Regions from separate parts of the Homo sapiens genome. Here region 1 is linked to region 2. A link is a contact called in ENCODE Hi-C or POLR2A ChIA-PET data. All regions are on one chromosome and are shown on one strand. The core of a region is the stretch at or near the end of the contact, and the rest is flanking DNA. Distances in the headings are between cores, read along the strand shown. Region 1 has its middle 30 kb from the start of TRERNA1. Region 2 overlaps SLC9A8 (solute carrier family 9 member A8).

The links. Hi-C counts contacts between places; a loop is a spot of excess contacts on that map. ChIA-PET counts read pairs that join two places held with the same protein, here RNA polymerase II (POLR2A). Pooled maps may share reads with other maps.
Region 1: a loop to region 2 is called in a pooled map, with 2.7 times the contacts of the local background. The contact joins two enhancer-like sites. A Hi-C loop is called at or near these places in 5 of 50 pooled maps. POLR2A ChIA-PET finds 5 or more read pairs at or near these places in 3 of 52 experiments (HEK293, Panc1 and activated T-cell).

The regions. Positions count from the first base shown.
Region 1 is chr20:50,069,997-50,072,696 of GRCh38, forward strand. No RefSeq gene overlaps it. Among named protein-coding and RNA genes, the nearest start is that of TRERNA1, 30 kb to the left of the region's middle. RefSeq lists a silencer at 1,324-1,563. Within about 2 kb of position 1,420, at least 3 of the 41 ENCODE cell types and tissues checked have a DNase peak (open chromatin) inside an H3K27ac peak, as active enhancers do.
Region 2 is chr20:49,852,538-49,855,237 of GRCh38, forward strand. All of the region lies in intron 7 of SLC9A8 (solute carrier family 9 member A8), which reads left to right. Among named protein-coding and RNA genes, the nearest start is that of MIR12122, 10 kb to the right of the region's middle. Within about 2 kb of position 1,279, at least 4 of the 41 ENCODE cell types and tissues checked have a DNase peak (open chromatin) inside an H3K27ac peak, as active enhancers do.

The DNA of each region.
Region 1 (2,700 bases), core at 170-2,669, 220 kb after region 2:
GTAGCCGGGTGTGGTGGTGCACACCTGTAGTCCCAGCTACTTGGGAGGCTGAGGTAGAAGAATCGCTTGAACCCGGGAGGTGGAGGTAGCAGAGAGCCGAGATAGCGCCACTGGACTTTAGCCTGGCGACAGAGCAAGACTCCATCTCAAAATAAATAAATAAACAAATAAGGCTAGAAGTGGTGGCTCACGCCTGTAATTCCAGCACTTTGGGAGGCCAAGACGGGAGGATCGCTTGAGGCCAAGGGTTCAAGACCAGCCTGGGCAATATAATGAGACCCTGGCTCTACAAAAACAAACAAAGCCTTTAATTCATTGCTACCATAAAAATCGAGACATTTCACTACATCCTGATGTCCCTGTCTCTCTTGAAGACTTGGAAGATTTGGCCATGTGGGCCAGCATTCTAGAGGCAAAGGTGGTCAGTCCTGTGTTCTCCACAGCCCCTATCAGGTCCTTGAGGTATGTGAGCTTCAAAGCCTTGTATTCACAGCATGACCCCCACTACCCCCACCTGCTGGGTGACCTTGGACAACCCTTTCTGAGTCTCAGCTGGTCCTTGGCAAAAAATGGGTTGGAGGCCAGGCATGGTGGCTTACGCCTGTAATCCCAGCACTTTAGGAGGCCAAGGCAGGAAGATCACTTGAGCCCAGGAGTTTGAGACCAGCCGGGGCAACACAGCGAGACCCTGTCTCTACTAAAAAAAATTTTTTTTTTTTGAGACTGAGTCTCGCTCAGTCACCCAGGCTGCCGTGCGGTGGCGTGATCTCAGCTCACTGCAAGCTCGCCTCCCGGGTTCACGCCATTCTCCTGCCTCAGCCTCCTGAGTAGCTGGGACTACAGGCACCCGCCACCACGTCCGGCTAATTAAAAAAAAAAATATTTTTTAATTGGCCAGTGGCCTGCACCTGTAGTCCCAGCTACTCAGGAGGCTGAGGCAGGAGGATTGCTTGAGGAGGAGGTTGAGGCTGCAATGAGACTTGATCATGCCACTGCACCCCAGCCTGGGTGACAGAGTGAGACCCTGTCTCTAAATGAATAAATAATTAGTTGGGCGTGGTGGCGCCCACTTGTAGTCCCAGCTACCCGGGAGGCTGAGGAAGGAGAATCGCTTGAGGCCAGGAGTTGGAGGCTGCAGTGACCCGTGATCGCATCACTGCACTCCAGCCTGGGCGACAAGAGACCCTGTCGCAAAAAAAAAAAAAAAAAAGAAAGAAAGAAAGAAAGAAAAAGGGTTGGAAGCGCACTGGGGGAAAAAGCTTGCCCACTCCGCTTTGGGAGCCTCCAGCAGGCTCCCGCTGTGCCAAAGGCACACACCCAGATGTCCGGTGGTCCACCCCTGCCCCGGCGGTCACGCCTGTCCCCTCCTCCAGCCCCAGCCTCGGGTCGGCTGAGAGATGACGCGTGGCCCGGCCCAGCCGGAGCGTTGGTCCCTAGAGCGCTAGCGCCCTCTGCTGGCCAAGGGCGGGCGTGCAGGCCCGAGCCAGAACGGGGAAGCCGGGCGCCAGGAGAGCGGGGAGGAGCTTCACTCTTCTGGTCGGTGAGATGGGGAAGAGCAATAGCGAATACATAAGCAGAATACACCGAAAGGAAAGGAAAGAACAATAGCGAAATAACATTTACGGAGGGGTGCTCCGTGCCGAGGACTGCAAGAAGCCCACACCATGTAAAACCACACGTAATCCTTAGAATAACCCGGCGAAATGGCAACGGAAACGCACAGAGAGGTTAAGGAGCCCTCCCGGGGCCACACAGCTGGTAGTGGAAACGGCTGACTCCTGGGCCTGCACTGGCATCCACCGAGGCGGAGAGAGGATGTGAAGGTGTCACCTCCGCTCATTCACTCATGCATGGCCTTCCAGCCAGCCATTCACCCATTCACAAGTATTCACTGAACACCTACTGTATGCCCAACATTGTGTGAGATGGCAGGAACACAGCCGTGAACACAATTGGCCTCATCCCTACCCTCTTGAAGCTGACATTTTAGTGGGGGTGGGAGGGGGCAGATAATAAACATGAATATATCATTAACAGCTGGGCCAGAGGCCAAAGGATAAACCTGTATGCGCTCGCTGATGTTACTCAGGCTCCTACCCCAACATGATTTTTTGCCGCATCTGAGCCCTACCTGTACTTTTACTTGACATTTGCTCCTAGATAATTGGTTTTTACTTAAGTGTATATATATATGTGTATATCTATATCTATATCTATATCTATGTATATGTTTATTTATTTATTGAGACAGAGTCTCGCCGTGTTGCCCAGGCTGGAGTGCAGTGGCACAATCACGGCCCACTGCAACCTCCACCTCTTGGGCTCAAGCGATCCTCCCACCTCAGCCTCCCGAGTAGCTGGGACTACAGGTGTGCAACACCATGCCCAGCTAATTTTTGTATTTTTTGTAGAGAGGGGGTTTTGCCGTGTTGCCCAGGCTGGTCTCAAACTCCTGGACTCAAGTGATCTGCCCACCTTGGCTTCCCAGAGTGCTGGGATTACAGGCATGAACCACTGTGCCAAGACAAAGTTGCTGGGTTTTTTTTGTTGTTTGTTTGTTTTTTGAGATGCAGTCTCACTCTGTCTCCCAGGCTGGAGTGCAGTGGCACAATCTCGGCTCACTGCAACCTCCGTCTTCCAGATTCAAGTGATTCTCCTGCCTCAGCCTCCCTAGTAGCTGGGATTACAGGCACGCACCAC
Region 2 (2,700 bases), core at 29-2,528:
TTATTTCGCTGCCTTAGTTCATTTCTTTTTCATTTTGTTAATGTTGCTATCTTTTGGGGCTATGGGATAAAGAAAATACATTTTTAAGTTGAACTTCTGGCGTTTAAAAGGCGAGGTCTTAAAGATGTGAAGTGGAACAGCTGACAGCCAGGTGAAATAACCGTCTTTCCATACAGACCTCTCAATGATTCAGCAGTTTGTATTTCAGACTTCTCATCTTCACTGTCAGAAATACTCTGCCTCAATTTAGATTCCCAAGCAAACTGTGTAACATGATTTATACAAAGCATTTCCCCCAGCCTTTTGTTTGTTTTGTTTTTTTCAGTTAATTTAGAAAGTTTATTTTGCCAAGGTTGAGCATGCGCACCCGTGACAGCCTCAGGAGGTCCTGACGACATGTACCCAAGATGATCAGAGCACAGTTTGGTTTTATACATTTTAGGGACACATGAGACATCAGTCAACTTATGTAAGATGGACGTTGCCCCAACCTTTTATTATGAAAAATTTTAAACATACAGAAAAGGTGAAGCATTGTGAAGTGAATACCCATAAACAAATTTTTAAAATATAAAAGGTGTATCCTGCAGGGGTAGGAGAGGCACAGGACAGGGAACTTGGGAGCCTGTGGTGGGCCTGCGCTTCACTGAGGCTGGAGTATAGTGGCATGATCACAGCTCGCTGTAGCCTCAAACTCCTGAGCTCAAGCTGTCCTCCTGCCTCAGCCTCCTGAGTAGCTCGGACTACAGGTATGCGGCACCACTTCCGGCTAATTTTTGTGTGTGTAGAGATAGGGTTCTCTCTATATTGCCCAGGCTGGTCCTGAACTCCTGAGCTCAAGCCATCCTCCCACCTCAGCCTCCTAAAGTGTTGGGATTACAGGCGTGAGCCACTGTGCCCGGCCCAGGATACACTTTTTAGACATCATCCTCCTTCCTTCACGGCCTCTGGTGATGGGGCTGTGGTTGATGAGAGTGAAAATAAAAGAGCGACCAGAAGCTCTGTCTGGGTTGTGGTGCAAGGGCCTGGGGACCAGCCACCAATAAAATAGGATCTCCCAGATGGGCAGTTGTTTAGTGGAGTTACCTTCCCTTTCTTCCTTCCCTTTCTTCTTCCCACCTGCCTGCCTGCTTGCCTTCTGCAAGTGTCTCTGGGCCATGCCCAGTACAGACCCTGGGAATTCACCCATGACGAAAATTCAGCATCCACTCCCTTGGAGCTCACAGGCCTGTGATGACCTCTGTGAGGACAGGCGAAGTCTGGGAACTGAATCCTCAGCCTGGGATCCGGAGGCACTCTGGGTTAATGCGCATGAGTCACATTCACAGGCAGCTACCATGGAAACCAGAGGCCAGATGATTGACTTCTGAAGAGAACTGTACCTGGCAAGGCAGCCAGGCATTTCCTCAGTCAGCTCTCCTCTCCCTGACCCTGCAGCCAAAAGATCACCCATTGAAGGCTGCTCAGCCGAGCATCCTTTTCCCCCTAGACCCAGGCTTGGTGAGGGTGGGAAGCTCAGGGCAGTCGTCTCTGGCTGATGACTGACACAGGCTGGCCATTGGGTCTCCATGTTTTGGCTGGTGTTGTGGAAGGGGGCAGACCCACCATTCTGCTGCCCTGGAAAGAAAGTTGCAACAGGCATGGCACAGAGGCTTGTGGGAAAATCACCAAAGGGCAGGGAGAGTGAATTGTCCAGGCTCATGTGGCACATGAGGCCCCTTGAGGGAGCTGGTCCTGCCTCCCTCGCCAGCCTCTTATGGCTCCTGCCACTCACCCCACCCCCACCACCACATGCACCTTCCTTCTGTTCCTCAGGCAGCAGGCTTGCTCCCACCGCAGGAGTCGCTTGCTGTCACCTCAGCCTGCAGCTCTTGGCCTGGCCAGCTGCTTCTTAACATGTAGGTTCTTGCTTACATGTGTCATCCCTTCACAGAGGCCTCTCCAGACCGCCCCATCTAAGTGGCTCCCACACCCACACCCCCACCCCACCTTCCCACGTCACCTCAATTGATTTCCTGGGTCACATGTGGTATTGTCTGAATTTGCCTTCATCTCTGGGTATTGCTGTATCTACTGTTGGGGGTAGGAGTACCGACTCTGGGCAGATAGCCTGGCTCTGCTACTTGTTAGCTGAGTGACCTTGGACAAGTTACTTCATCATCCCGTTGTCCCTCGGTTTTCTCCTCTGTCATTGGGGCAGTAGTAGCAGTCTCATACAGTCACTGTCTGGATTGTTGAGTCACCGTATGTGAAGTGCTTAGAACAGTGCCGGCCATGGTAGCCTCCATTCCTGAAACATGTTAGACAATCAGCACATATCTGCTGGGGGTGATAAGATCTTCACGGGGACTGTCAGTGAGGTCACTGGCCCAGTTGGGAGATGGCCTCAGTGTTTCTCTCGGCTGTCTACGCCACTCACCCCCAAAGCACACTGGGGTTGCTGCTGCTTTTTGACACTTTCTTAGATCTTGCAAATCTGAGTGCAGGCTGGGGTCGGTCACGGACAGCATTCCAAGGGGCTGGTGGCGAGGGGCAGAGCAGAGGTCAGATGCAGGAGCTCATGGGCCATTTGGCTCTAGCTGCTCTGACCCGTGGAACTGGGCGGTGTATGATAAATATATCTAAGCAAAAGTCTCCCTTCCATCATTGGTCAAAGTCAAGTCTCCGTGCTGACACTAGAAAACCAGGCCATTCCTAACA